2 separate regions of the Homo sapiens genome follow, and region 2 is linked to region 1. The links are chromatin loops, found by intact Hi-C in ENCODE. Cell type or tissue: endothelial cell of umbilical vein. All regions are shown on one strand.

What was found. Hi-C counts contacts between places; a loop is a spot of excess contacts. Peaks named below come from ENCODE experiments on the same cell type or tissue, not always from the same donor. Only the 100,000 strongest peaks of a DNase experiment are listed, where the experiment ranks them.
Region 2: a loop joins it to region 1, with 6 times the contacts of the local background. A loop is called at or near these places in 2 of 110 quality-filtered maps.

Annotation. Positions count from the first base shown.
Region 1 is chr13:77,894,058-77,902,057 of GRCh38, reverse strand. It overlaps EDNRB (endothelin receptor type B), which reads left to right. Exons shown (of 7, transcript NM_001122659.3): 4 at 851-1,000; 5 at 1,404-1,537; 6 at 2,091-2,199; 7 at 3,724-6,571. The coding sequence ends at 3,858. All of the region lies in intron 6 of EDNRB-AS1 (EDNRB antisense RNA 1), which reads right to left. Among named protein-coding and RNA genes, the nearest start is that of EDNRB, 21 kb to the left of the region's middle. In endothelial cell of umbilical vein, no CTCF peak of the experiment used is centred here; a DNase peak (open chromatin) is centred at 3,787; H3K27ac peaks cover 2,716 bases.
Region 2 is chr13:78,027,493-78,035,492 of GRCh38, reverse strand. LINC00446 (long intergenic non-protein coding RNA 446) reads right to left here. Exons shown (of 6, transcript NR_047028.1): 3 at 5,413-5,571; 4 at 3,509-3,630. Among named protein-coding and RNA genes, the nearest start is that of LINC00446, 19 kb to the right of the region's middle. In endothelial cell of umbilical vein, no CTCF peak of the experiment used is centred here; DNase peaks (open chromatin) are centred at 1,612 and 3,182; H3K27ac peaks cover 1,436 bases.

The DNA.
Region 1 (8,000 bases):
TGATACTCGTTTCCAGAAGATAGATCCTGAGTGTAAAAGGCTCTTCCCAACAGAATGAGTTAAGAGACATTAATGCAAAGGGGGCTGGCTTAACTATTCCCAATGATTATTTTCTATTGAATATATAAGGAGACTAAATAAAACTTTATGAACTGTATATATCATGATAAGTAAAAGAATCAAGGACATAATGTGAAATTGAAAATGAAATTGCTATTTCCTTGTTTCCTATTAGTAAAAAGAAAAAAAAAGTGCTGCCTAGGTTACATAATTTCCTCTCCAACACAGATATATCTAAAGCAATATGAAAAAGATAACAGAGAAGAAAAAGAATAAGAGATACGACATAAGTCAAAAGCAGATTTTGTCTTTTTGCGAGGTTAGATTTATATGTTACTGAGCTAAATGGTTAACCTAGACCTTTTCGTATCTGTTGTTCCCATTAAACAAACTTGCTAAAAAATGAGAACTTCATCTAAACACTAAGTTATCTTTACATATTTAGGTGTTATATTTCACACAAAAAATACTCTAAGGATAAGTTTCTTATGTGAAGACAAAGCATTGAATTACCAAATATTTCAAATTTTGCCTAACTACTTAAGTTTTTGTGCATGCTTATAACACATTGTCTTAGAGAACTGAAATATTTTTGGGAAAATTTGTTTTATTTAACATGACTATTTATTTGTTCAGTAAGTGTGGCCTGAAAGATTCTGTATGATATATACAAACTGGATCTAATTTAGAAGATAATCATTCCCTGATGAATTTTTTTAAGTTTAACATTTGTTATATAAGATTTTCTTACAGAGGAGTATTAATCGTAAAAATTCTCTCATCCCTATAGTTTTACAAGACAGCAAAAGATTGGTGGCTATTCAGTTTCTATTTCTGCTTGCCATTGGCCATCACTGCATTTTTTTATACACTAATGACCTGTGAAATGTTGAGAAAGAAAAGTGGCATGCAGATTGCTTTAAATGATCACCTAAAGCAGGTAAGAAAATACAAATATTTGATAACTCGTGGTTGAATTTATAATTATGAATATGAAAATTATGATGATGATGATGATAAACTAACATTATTATATACCAGAGCATATTTCCTTTTTCTTGTTTCTGGTAGTTTTAAATAGATAAAGAATATTTTTATATTATTTATTTGGAGATATTCTATATAATCTAAAAGGATCTAGGGAGAATCAGAACTTTTTAAAGATGAATCTCTAGTCACTTCGGTTCCACTTCACATTAACTATTCCATATAAAGCTCAGTGTCCTGAGTTTTTACATATGCCACTGACTTTTTGTAGACAATATTAAATGTCGTTTTAGAAGATAGAATGCTATGAGTAAAATGAGCCATCTTTTAAGGGTCAAACTATGGATTTATTTCAGAGACGGGAAGTGGCCAAAACCGTCTTTTGCCTGGTCCTTGTCTTTGCCCTCTGCTGGCTTCCCCTTCACCTCAGCAGGATTCTGAAGCTCACTCTTTATAATCAGAATGATCCCAATAGATGTGAACTTTTGAGGTAAGAAAGGCAAACTAGAAATGGTTTTGTAAATAAATGCCACTCAGAAGTGTTTCCATCGATCTTTTTTATAGGCAGAAAGACAGACTACCATTTTTCTAACCCTTAGGAAGTCATGGAGACTCCCAATTTTTATCTGAGGTCCTGTTGAGAGGGACAGGGAAGGGGGGGTATGAAGAACACTGGGTACAGAGAGTCAGAGTTGTCAAGATGATGAGTGAGTGCCAAGGCGGAAAATGTCAGGTCCGATTCTCCAACGCGTTTTCTAAATTTCTTCTTTTCAGCCAGCTTCAGTACTTCCAAATGAGATTTTATTTTAAAAGAGAAGAATTGGGCCTGGGAAGGGGAAATGGAGGAAAGTCAGTAGAAATGCTAGAGTTAGAGGGGGACACAGACAGAGACAGGCAGAGAATCATTGTTAGCAAAGACGAGTGATAAATTTAGAACCATTGTATATTGGCATTTTTTTTCCTTACAAAAGCACAGAAGCTACAATGACTACATGTTCAGAATAGCATATTTTTCAGACACATTTTGGGTTATTTTGTTGCAGCTTTCTGTTGGTATTGGACTATATTGGTATCAACATGGCTTCACTGAATTCCTGCATTAACCCAATTGCTCTGTATTTGGTGAGCAAAAGATTCAAAAACTGCTTTAAGGTAAGAGACTATCCCAAAATAAAAAGCTCTTTGTAATATGGCTCAAATATAAGCTTTCAAAACTGCTAATATATCTATCCAGACAGATTTAGTAAATTATCTTATAGTTTCCCTTTTATTACATCATGGATGATTTTTTTAAATACAACTTTTGCTTGTAAATCACTATAATTGTTTTTTCCTATAAATCCTAGTCAGCCACTCCCTACTGCCTCAGCCAATCAGTTACACTCATGGAATTGTTGACCAAAAAGTAATAAAAATTACATGCATTGATGTCTGATAGGCATCACATAATAAAATAAGGGCTAAACATGAATTAAAGGCCCTGTTCCCTGTTTTTGGTAGATTCTGAACTTCGCAGCTGCAATTATTATTATAACTAAATTAGTTCCTTTTTCACATGGACTGTGAGAATAGCAAGGTAAACAAAAAAAAAATAGTTTAGGTTTTACCTCTTTCTTCCTTTTTTGTATAACAGTGATGTGCTGTTCAATGTGAAATACATATAATTCCTTCTTCAGCTGCTTGCATTTTATCATCCTTCTATTCATTCACTCCTTCAACAATCTAACATGAAATAAAATATCCCCTCCCCTAATGTGAAAATCATCCATTTGTCCATGGTATTTCACTACTGGAAAGCTAAGAACGTAGCTCCCGCGTAAACACTAAGGCAGCCTATAACATTCTTCGCCCACTCATAACTCAAATTTTAGAGTTGGAAGAGAACTTCCATCAGGATCAACACCCTCATTTTATAAGACATAAAACAGTGGACTTCTCATTTTCTTTTACAAATAGAATGAACAGAAGACAAGCAGAATGAAAAAATTTTTATATTTAAAAAAACTTCAAGAAAAAAATTGAAGAAAACTGAGATGCTTTTGTACTATATAACCTTATTGTTTACCAATATTGAAAAGAGATATGAGAATACATGGCTGAAAAAATAGGAAAGCAGTATTAAATTCATTGACATGAGAAGATATTTATGTCACTGTCAAGTGAGAAAAAGCAGGTTAAATCTTCTCAGCAAAGTGGCTTAGAATAACTTGGGATGAGGTGTTTGTGAAAGTATCTACAAGGTTATGGAGTATACATACAGTACAGTCTCAGTAAAATAATTATACTCACATTCTCCAGCACATGCACATATACATGTGTATAATTTATTTATTTCATGTATGTGCAAATATTTCTGTTTTCATGGGGAAAAGTCTTGAATTATATGTTTATCAAATATTATCAAATAACCAAGAGTAAATATCAATTAAAAGTGGCTTTCTCTTGTTGAGAAATTTTAACTATGTAGGTTTTTTTCTTCTCTGCATTTTTTTAGTTAAAAAATTATCATATGCTACTACTGTGATTATATTCTTTTAAGAGGGAAAATAAAAGAGCACTGAAAGAAAGGGCCCAAGAACTCCTAATCATACAAAGAAAGTCAGAACCCTGGAGAGGAGGAAGAGTTGGGAAAGGTGACTGATGTTAACATATAATGAGTTACTTTGTTTTGTACAGTCATGCTTATGCTGCTGGTGCCAGTCATTTGAAGAAAAACAGTCCTTGGAGGAAAAGCAGTCGTGCTTAAAGTTCAAAGCTAATGATCACGGATATGACAACTTCCGTTCCAGTAATAAATACAGCTCATCTTGAAAGAAGAACTATTCACTGTATTTCATTTTCTTTATATTGGACCGAAGTCATTAAAACAAAATGAAACATTTGCCAAAACAAAACAAAAAACTATGTATTTGCACAGCACACTATTAAAATATTAAGTGTAATTATTTTAACACTCACAGCTACATATGACATTTTATGAGCTGTTTACGGCATGGAAAGAAAATCAGTGGGAATTAAGAAAGCCTCGTCGTGAAAGCACTTAATTTTTTACAGTTAGCACTTCAACATAGCTCTTAACAACTTCCAGGATATTCACACAACACTTAGGCTTAAAAATGAGCTCACTCAGAATTTCTATTCTTTCTAAAAAGAGATTTATTTTTAAATCAATGGGACTCTGATATAAAGGAAGAATAAGTCACTGTAAAACAGAACTTTTAAATGAAGCTTAAATTACTCAATTTAAAATTTTAAAATCCTTTAAAACAACTTTTCAATTAATATTATCACACTATTATCAGATTGTAATTAGATGCAAATGAGAGAGCAGTTTAGTTGTTGCATTTTTCGGACACTGGAAACATTTAAATGATCAGGAGGGAGTAACAGAAAGAGCAAGGCTGTTTTTGAAAATCATTACACTTTCACTAGAAGCCCAAACCTCAGCATTCTGCAATATGTAACCAACATGTCACAAACAAGCAGCATGTAACAGACTGGCACATGTGCCAGCTGAATTTAAAATATAATACTTTTAAAAAGAAAATTATTACATCCTTTACATTCAGTTAAGATCAAACCTCACAAAGAGAAATAGAATGTTTGAAAGGCTATCCCAAAAGACTTTTTTGAATCTGTCATTCACATACCCTGTGAAGACAATACTATCTACAATTTTTTCAGGATTATTAAAATCTTCTTCTTTCACTATCGTAGCTTAAACTCTGTTTGGTTTTGTCATCTGTAAATACTTACCTACATACACTGCATGTAGATGATTAAATGAGGGCAGGCCCTGTGCTCATAGCTTTACGATGGAGAGATGCCAGTGACCTCATAATAAAGACTGTGAACTGCCTGGTGCAGTGTCCACATGACAAAGGGGCAGGTAGCACCCTCTCTCACCCATGCTGTGGTTAAAATGGTTTCTAGCATATGTATAATGCTATAGTTAAAATACTATTTTTCAAAATCATACAGATTAGTACATTTAACAGCTACCTGTAAAGCTTATTACTAATTTTTGTATTATTTTTGTAAATAGCCAATAGAAAAGTTTGCTTGACATGGTGCTTTTCTTTCATCTAGAGGCAAAACTGCTTTTTGAGACCGTAAGAACCTCTTAGCTTTGTGCGTTCCTGCCTAATTTTTATATCTTCTAAGCAAAGTGCCTTAGGATAGCTTGGGATGAGATGTGTGTGAAAGTATGTACAAGAGAAAACGGAAGAGAGAGGAAATGAGGTGGGGTTGGAGGAAACCCATGGGGACAGATTCCCATTCTTAGCCTAACGTTCGTCATTGCCTCGTCACATCAATGCAAAAGGTCCTGATTTTGTTCCAGCAAAACACAGTGCAATGTTCTCAGAGTGACTTTCGAAATAAATTGGGCCCAAGAGCTTTAACTCGGTCTTAAAATATGCCCAAATTTTTACTTTGTTTTTCTTTTAATAGGCTGGGCCACATGTTGGAAATAAGCTAGTAATGTTGTTTTCTGTCAATATTGAATGTGATGGTACAGTAAACCAAAACCCAACAATGTGGCCAGAAAGAAAGAGCAATAATAATTAATTCACACACCATATGGATTCTATTTATAAATCACCCACAAACTTGTTCTTTAATTTCATCCCAATCACTTTTTCAGAGGCCTGTTATCATAGAAGTCATTTTAGACTCTCAATTTTAAATTAATTTTGAATCACTAATATTTTCACAGTTTATTAATATATTTAATTTCTATTTAAATTTTAGATTATTTTTATTACCATGTACTGAATTTTTACATCCTGATACCTTTTCCTTCTCCATGTCAGTATCATGTTCTCTAATTATCTTGCCAAATTTTGAAACTACACACAAAAAGCATACTTGCATTATTTATAATAAAATTGCATTCAGTGGCTTTTTAAAAAAATGTTTGATTCAAAACTTTAACATACTGATAAGTAAGAAACAATTATAATTTCTTTACATACTCAAAACCAAGATAGAAAAAGGTGCTATCGTTCAACTTCAAAACATGTTTCCTAGTATTAAGGACTTTAATATAGCAACAGACAAAATTATTGTTAACATGGATGTTACAGCTCAAAAGATTTATAAAAGATTTTAACCTATTTTCTCCCTTATTATCCACTGCTAATGTGGATGTATGTTCAAACACCTTTTAGTATTGATAGCTTACATATGGCCAAAGGAATACAGTTTATAGCAAAACATGGGTATGCTGTAGCTAACTTTATAAAAGTGTAATATAACAATGTAAAAAATTATATATCTGGGAGGATTTTTTGGTTGCCTAAAGTGGCTATAGTTACTGATTTTTTATTATGTAAGCAAAACCAATAAAAATTTAAGTTTTTTTAACAACTACCTTATTTTTCACTGTACAGACACTAATTCATTAAATACTAATTGATTGTTTAAAAGAAATATAAATGTGACAAGTGGACATTATTTATGTTAAATATACAATTATCAAGCAAGTATGAAGTTATTCAATTAAAATGCCACATTTCTGGTCTCTGGGCTGGACTGTGTGTTTCATTGTTGTGAAGAAACAGATATACAGACATGCAACTTCCCAAGGTTGATTTTCCGGGTAATAGTTTCCAATGGCCTCTTTGGTCTTCCTTTCTTTGGTTCCCTGCCTTTGGAGCACTTCATTGTTTCATCATTATTGTACCTTAGCAAAGGTGAAAGTTTGAAATGAGGTTTAGGGATTGCTCATTGCATTTCACAAGCTTTTTTTGAGTGTTTTCTATGTGAAAGATGAGATGAAATTCACAAAATGCAAGGTCCCTACTTGATAAGAGACAGTGATGATAAACTTTAATATGAGGCAAAATGAAATGAGCACTAAATAACTGCATACTGATTGCTGCAGAAGTTCACCTGTCTGTGTCTCTCAGCATGTAATCCCTTTCTTCACCCAACAAAAATAATCCAGAATTAGCAATTGCTTTTTTCCCAGACAGTAAGGTCAAACCCAGCCGAGTATTCCAGAGGTTGCTATCATTTACCCCTGACCTTTCCTGGATTTCAGCTGCCTAATTTTAGCTGGCACTTCAAAATACAAGTGTTCTGAATCCCAAGGGCCATATGAGAAGTACAGAAAAGGATAACATAGGAAATACTCTCGTAGAGCAGTTGCCAAAAAGAGCCTTTGTTTTCTTGAACAGTTAGTTGTTAAGCAATAATAATAATAATGCCATCACAATTTATTATAGTAAAAGTATGCAGAAAAAATATAATTTACATAAGCCGAAGAAAACCAAGAGATGTGCAGCTCAAAGATGTAGAGGTCCAGAAATTCAAAAATTGTACAGGCCAAGCTTATAGAAAGCAGTGACTCTGGCATGACTGACTGACTAGCAAACATTATTAGTCAGCCTTTGAAATGACACACATTTAAAAATCAAAAGATTGAATAAGTATAATCAAATTTAGAAGTCCTGTTGAACACTTCCCGGATTCAAGACTCACTTGAGCAGAGGGAATAACCCTATCATGTTAGAAAGGAAGTATGTATGATCAGAAAAACAACGAAAGTCCAAAAAGTGTGATATCCTTGATTGTGTCTGCAATTTAGTTGACCTCAAACAAGTCAGTTAACATATCAGAGCTTCAGTTTAATTATCTATAAAATATAAATATTAATATATTTACTAATTCTTACATCCAATCAATACATGTTAGTATATGTACTATATAAAATACCACCAATGTATAAGTATACAAAAATGCAAAAGGCATAGCTACTGCCCTCTGGAAACTCACAATCTAATAGAGAACACAGACACATAAACAAATAAAGGCAGTTAATACATTTTAGGTACCCAAATATAGATATGTGCATAGTAAGAATCCCGGAGTTTAGGAGAACTCATCCAAGAAGATGGTACTCAAGTTGAGCCTTAAAGGAAGTTTGCTAAGCTAAGAAGGGTTTAATG
Region 2 (8,000 bases), 130 kb before region 1:
ATGATAATATTGAGCATAAAGAGGCTGTCTTTATTGAATGGGAAGCCAACCACAACAACCATCTACGCATAAACATCTGCCTAAGTACACAGTTTACAGAACAAAATCTATTCATAGTCCACACATAAACAAGATTTCTTCCTAAACAATTTTGTCAATATTTCTTGGTACTCACATCTGTAACCAACGAAATTCTCTATATGCTCAAACTGTCCTGTGAGTGTTCCCTTCACTTTCCTTATCTGAGGGAAACCTGTCTCTCCCCTGAAATTCTTTCCCTGGCAGCTCTCTCAAATGGAGCATTTTTTCCTCCCACAGTCACCTCGTCTTAAATCTGGTGATGAGGAGACGTTATTACTGATAATTACCATTTCCAAATGCTTACCTTCCTTACTCCCTAAAAAAGCCTCATTTTTGAAGCTCTTTCTATCCTAAGATTTGCCTCTGTGCATTTCCCTGGGCTATTCCTGTCATTTGTTAAAAGTTTCTTTTAGCAGAGTACTGTCACTCTATCCTATGTGATTGTCATCGTTCTTAGCAATTTCAGTATCTATGTGGACTGTTCTTCCAACATCTTGGCCTCTCAGTTCCTTGACTTCTCTACTCCAATGATCTTGCCCTCTATCCCACATTAGCTACCCACTCTCAGGCTAATATCCTAAATATTGATGTTTCCAATAACTGTACCCCTTCTATTATCTCAGGTGTAATCATCCTACTTTTTGACTAATTGTAATGCTTCCTATTTTCTAGCTCACTGTCTCTAGTACTCAAATTCCAATAATTCTTTGGCTATACTGGAATTTTCTACTTTGTCTTTGACCCTAATTCCATTCAAAATTTTTCTTTCCTGCTTTCAGCTTATATTCCTTCAACTCTGCTTATAACTTCCTATTATATATCCTCAGTCACTTGCTGCTTTGCTCTTAGACATACTCTCCTCACCAAACTCCAAACTTAGTTAGATCCAACTCTTTGCCTACTCCATGTATAACAATGCCCTAAACATTACTGGAAAAAAATACTCAACCATGCTGATCTTAATTTATATTCATTTCTTTTATTTATAGTATTTTTATTCCATCTTATTTCTTACTCTCCAATTTTGACATTCTATAATTATTTTTCTTGCTGTTGATGTTTTTTCATAAAGCCTATGATGACATAAATGAGCCCTCATGTTAACCAATATGTTTATATTAATAAAATCATACAGCACATTTTCTTTTTTGTCTGGCTTCCCCTACTTGGCATAATTATTTTAGATTCACTCATACTGTACCATGTATCAATTGTTTATTCATTTTGTTGGTGAGTAGTATTTTATTTTAACATAATTTGCTCCTCCATTCACCTGTTGATGGATATTTGGATTGTTTCCAATTTTTAAATATTTTAAATAAAGCTACTATGCACATTTATCTACAAGTTTTTTTGGGGCTCAGGCGATCCTTCTGCCTTGGCCTCCCAAAGTTCTGGGATTACAGGTGTGAGCCATGGCACCCAGCCAGATCACATCTTCTTATCACTAAGTAACTTGAAACCCATGAGTGGTAATTACTCAGTAAGATATGGATATACTGCAGTTTGTTTATCTATTCACGTATTGCAGGATATCTTGCTTCCTTCCAAGCTTTGGCAATTATGAATAAAGCTTCTGTAAATATTTATGTGCATATTTTTGTATGAATATAAGTTTTCAACTTATTTGGCTAAATACCTAGAAATGTGATTGCTGGATCTTACACTAAGACTATATTTAGTTTTGTAAGAAACCGACAAGCTGTCTTCCAAGGTGGCTGTACCATTTTGTATTCCCGCCAGCAATGAATGACAGTTTCTCTTGTGCCACATCTTCATCAGCATTTGATGTTAGCAGTGTTTGGATTTTCACCATTATAATATGCATGTAGTGGTGTTGCATCATTGTTTTACTTTGCAATTCCTTAATGACATAATATTCATCATATCTTAATAGCTTCTTTGCCATCGGTATATCTTCTTTGGCGAGGTGTCTATTCAGATTTTTTTTTGCCAATTTTTCAACTTATATAGTTTTTTAAAATTATTATTGAATTTTAGTAGTTATGTGTATGTTTTGAATACAAATCCTAATTTTTTATTGAGTTGATGCTTTATCTGTAGGGATACTGTGAGGTCTGGGGGAACATGTATCATCATTGACTAGAATTGGGCTTGCTTCTGTTATATTCCATGGAGGCAGAACAGATCCCTGATAACTTCAATTTCTTAACTAGATGTCATCTGGACATCTCTGTTGTAGTAAATTCAAATTCTATAGCTGAATGAGAGAAGATTGTAACTGCAAGTTCTTGGGAGGAACCTATTTTCCCATCCTTAGCTGGGGCTGAAACTGACAAAGGCCCCCAATGTATTAGACAGGGCCCACCGGAGAGACAGAACCAACAACAACAGCAAGAACACCACCAAATACATGTATACATATATATACACATATTTTTTTCCTTTTTTTTTTTTTTTTTTTTGAGACAAAATCTTGCTCTATCACCCAGGCCAGGCAGTGATATGATCTCGGCTCACTGCAACCTCCGCCTCCTAGGTTCAAGCGATTCTCCTGCCTCAGTCGCTCAAGTAGCTGGGATTACAGGCACCCACCACCATGCCCAGCTAAATTTTGTATTTTTAGTAGAGATGGGGTTTCACTATGGTTTCCAGACCAGTTCCAGGCTGGTCTGGAACTCCTGACCTCAGGTGATCCACCTGCCTTGGCCTCCCAAAGTGCTGGGATTACAGGCGTGAGCCACCGCGCCTGGCCTAAGTCTGATTTCTCTTATACTTTCACAGTCCTTACATAGTGTAGGCATTCAATAAAGGTTGTTTGAATTTTAAAAAGTCTAATATTGAATGACGAAATAAACGAATGATGAGGCTGACCCTTAATATAGCTAAGCCAAATAGATCTTTATAATAAAGTTTACTTTTAAGTTAAAAGCTTGCATTTTCACTAGTAATTGAAAATACAGCCTTCAAATACAGCTGGGCATTTCTATTTGGGGAATAGCTTGAGAAGCTCAGGAACAATGTTATATATTAATTCTCTGGGAATGCTTGGTATACAACCACCATACAGGTGTTTCCTGTTGAGACTCCAAGTTCCCATGCAAGAACTTAGAGGACAGCTGAGAACAAAACTTAGCCTGCTTAATTATATCTGCCCAGTGTGCTGCATAAAAAAGTCATTGACCAAAAATAACATGTTTAAGTAATGTTCAAGTTGAGATACAGACCAGCAGCAGTCAGGAAATTCAAAATTAAATCTGATCTCCACCCTTCACTTGCCTCATTGTGCCCAGGCAGCACCAAGGTCAGAAATTAATTGGAGAAACTGGAAAACACACAGCCTGCAATATTTCAGCACAGTAAGGTCAAGGGGAAAATTTAGTTAAAACCTTATTACAGTAGTTTACAGAAACATATTACTGTGAATGTGAAATTAGAGTCTTGGCTTGATGGATGTGTCACCTACCAGGGTAATTTGTTGGGAATAATTTGAAAATGTAAGTGAACATAATTAAGCTTCTGTTTTATGGTAGTCTGGTCATTTGTCTCCAGGTGCACTTGTCTCTGTAGATTTGACACTGCAGATGCCTAGAATATAATGAGACATGTTTCATTCACTCAGTTTTAAGTTAGTATTTGGGCATCTGTGGATTAAAAGAGGACCTTAGAGTTGACCATAAAGTTGCAGTTAACATTTTCACGCATAATTTTTTTTCTGTAGAATCCTAAGTATAAGATAAAATCTCAAGGGTAATATTACCTTGAAAACCAGTGGAATACTACAATACTACAGTGAAGCCCTTAGTCAGTCTTCCCTAAAATGAAGGAAGCCACACCCACCTGGAATTATAAATGACTACCTGATTATTCAGTATGTGGAGAAAAGTATTCTCTGAATTTTAGACCATCCTATAGGTATATTAATACTTTTCTTTTAGAAGTCTTTGTAATTCTGGCCAAATTTATCAATGTCTTCCTATTTATTTGAGACACTGCTGCTTAGTGTTAATTGCACTATTTTTTTTAAATACAGAAAACAACATATCTCTTCTTTAAGAAGCTTAAGGAAAAGAGTAAAAGGGAAACAGCTGTAGAAAATCAGAGAGTATCAGAATTTGATTTCTTTCATACAATGCTTAATCATCTATGATATATTAATTGAAGATTGTTATTTGATTTATACTAGAGACTCCAATTATGCCTACAAAGGTTGAAAGTGAAGATAAATATATGGTTAACTCAGAATAGCTGTTTCCTAAATCATCGTTATTTTTCTTTTCATTATAAAATTTAAACTAGAATAAATTATTTTGAGTTCAAATCACCTTTGTTTTTAATTATTCAAAATAAACATTTTCCCAAAAATAGATTTATATAACTTTTTTAAAGGCATATTAATTGATATTCATATTTGTAATGTGTCTTTCAAAGTGAGATTGAACATTTCTAGTACCTTGTGCTCCAATTAACAACTCTTCATGGATGTTGCAACTGCCTATATTACTTGGTATGGAAAAGATAAAATTAACCAGAAAAAAGTACCATAAATTAAATATTCCTTTAAAAGTCAGATTAAGAAAATATATTTCATTGCTCTACAATATTTTTTAAAATACAGATAAATCTAAACTTGTTTCAGAATTAGATCTGTTGTTTAATTTCTATATCACATGTATGAGTTTGACTTCCAGGGTTGCTGTGTTTATTCTTTTCTCAAGAGATCTGGGAGAAGGGCTCATTATGAGGTTGTGCCATGTTGCTAGGCAGACGGGTTCAGCATTCAGATATTCTAGCTGTTCTAGCGACTTTTCAGTTCTCTGACTTTCTCATTAAATTTTTGTCTACTCTCTTCTATACTTCTAAATAGCAGACACACACATAATGATAAATGTGTTATGGGAATGACTAGTTCCCTCACTACCAGGGAGTTACATAAGAACAATTCTGTATTCACCATTTTCAGGCACAAAAGAAGAATAAAAGCCTACCCCAATGTGACCTGCTGCACAAAATACCTTTTGTTATCAACTTAAGTGCTCTTCTGAATCCTCAAACCACCCACTGACAGATTTTCTTTTTCCCACATACATAATTTATAAGTCATCTAATTAATTTTTCATAAGTTAAACAACTGTTAATATTAGTTCCTGGACTTCACGAATGGCAAAAATTAATTTTTTCCCTAAATGCATTTGCAGCGTCTTCTACACTTTCTCCAATGCTATACAGAGCGTTGAATATTTGGAACTTTAAGTTGAGGAGTGGTTTTAGAATTCAGTCTCTGGGCAGACAAAAGCTTCCACACTGTGAGCAAGTCTTAGCGGAAGATTGCTTAAGGGAAAATCCTATACCACATGATATATCACTGACCTTTCTCCTCTGTCCTTGTTACACAGAGAACTGAACCCCTTCTCTGTCTCCATTTATGGAGTATTTGACAATGACTGATAGTTTTGTGTTTTCCATAGCTGCCATTGCATTAAAATGCAGTTGCTGTTACACGAAGTCTCGGAGGGCCACAGAGTAAATCTGAAGGGAGCAGGGAAAAAATAGCACAAAACCTTCATGTGTCAGAATACATCAAAACCCACCATCTCAAATTATGAGTAACTCCTAAGTTTCTGGTACATAGCAGGAATGAGGAACAAGCATTGACTGTAGAAAATAGAACTATTTGAAATACAAACTTGGGATGGTCTCCTGGCTCCTGGGTTGAAGGGGAGAGATTAGATGTTAGACCACATTGAGAGGCTTTGATGGCTTTTTGCTTCTCATTTGGGTCTGAGATAGGACTAAAATCCTCAATTTGAGATCACACGAGGGGCTAGTAACCTGACCTCAAAAGTTAAGTAGAAACCCACTCAAAAAGTGATTAGAAAGTAAAAGAAGCCCTCACCTCCTGCCTCTCCTCTCTAAAGTCACTAAATCCAATGGACACCCTTATGTGTCTCTTGAATCTGCTTCTTTCACACCCATGGCCACTACCCTAGTTTGGCCACCATAATCTCTTCCCTGGATTCGTTCCAACACTGGTAACCTGACAGCCCATCTCTTCTTTCCCGACTCTGTTACACAAGTAAACATCCTGCAGCACAATACTGTGTCTCTATCCTGCTTAAAACCCTTTATTAGCTTTCCAGTGCTCCTAAGATGAAGCTCAAAGCTCTTCAAATGACTTATAAGGCTGTGTGAACTAACATCCTGTTCACACCTTGTTCCAGCGGTGAGAAGGTCTACACAAACCTACCTCCAACAGCCTAGGATGCTGAGACACTGAAGAAAAGGGCTGACAGATACAGTTTCTTAGAAAGAAATATTTAATAGGGACATGTGAACAGAAGCCATGTCTGCATCTCAGTTGACCATGAGACAAGATGGTGGATCCTCTCACTGTTACCTCATATGCTCAGGGCTTATAAACCATAGGGAAGGAATGTGTAGGACAATTGAACTGGACCCCTCAATGAAAGGCAAGAATGCTATGTGAATCTGCCAAAGGTCAGGATGTATGGTCAAGGTTGTTTTGACCTCAGGGCAGAATTTACAGTGACAGTAGATGAAGTAGAAATCTGAGAGGCATTCTCAGAATCAAGGTTAATCAGAAGTCAACATGGCAGATTTGCATCCAAGATGGAATTGCTTTAGTCTTCATGCATTGTAGCTTGGATGTTCCACGTTGAAACATCCTAGAAAACTCCTTCCTTGACTCTGCACGTGGCCACCTTTTCATCAGCACCTGGGCTTTAATACAAACGTAGTTTCTGACCTCTCAGTCTGGGTTACTTGCTTCTTCCATTACATGCTTCCTTATCATTGTTTTTGCTCTCTATAGTGGGCTACATCATACTGCATTATAATTGCTACTTTAGTTGTTACTTGCCTGTTTTACCCTCTACATCACAAAGAATTTAGTTTTCAAACCATGTGAAAGCAATACCTCCCCTTCCAGACAAGGCTATAATGAATCAGGACATAAAACTCAAAGGCAAATTAAGTAACAGTAAAACATTGTTATTATCGGCTTTTATCCATTGACATTCTTATATAAGAAAATATATTTGAATTTATCAGACTATCCCACTTCAATTTTTCTGATTCTTAAACTTCTTTCACATTAATATGTAGTCTTATGAGTTCTCTGAAAAGTTTCTTATATCATTTCATATTTCTGAGTGGTATATGGTAAAGAAGTGGCCTTTAGTAAAGAAAACACAAACTATTTTGTTTTATATTCATTCATTAATAAAGATTAATTACAGGGCTTATTTTATAACTTTTGGACCTTTCAATACAGTTAAAGAAAATTCTTGACTTTTTCCATTTAAGCAATGCATGCTTATTGATTTTTTAAAAATTAATTAAGAAGGAAGCATTACTTGTTCACTACAAATTTTTGTTGAATTTTTTATTATATTATTTTTGTTTGGGGGACCAAATATTTATTAAAGAAGATTGAAATTTATGTGTTATGACATCAACAACAGATAAATTATGGAAGCAGAAATTCTTTACTAGAGCTAAAATAATTATCTGGTTATGTTTTTTAATGATAAAAGAATACATACAAGCAATGGTCTACACACTGCAACTAAAGATCTGCTTCATTTTTTCAAAATAAAAAGCAAAACTGAATATGACTTTCATTACACTTTCTGTTTATAACACGGGTTTAATATACTAGTGACATCTTGATGCCTGATAAGAGGATTTTAATCAGATGTATGAAATGTCCAGATTATAAAGATTATAAGCAATTGTTCAGAATGATTACATTTTATACTTTACACACACACACACACACACACACACGCACATCTCTTAGTTTAACACAATCAAATTTACTTGACCCTTTGTTATTGTCCAATGTATGTGTTCCTGGTCAGCCTACCATCTTCCATGGGGTTATTTTGGAACTCAGGCTAGAGCCTAAGAATCCTCTGCCTATGGCTAGCAGATGA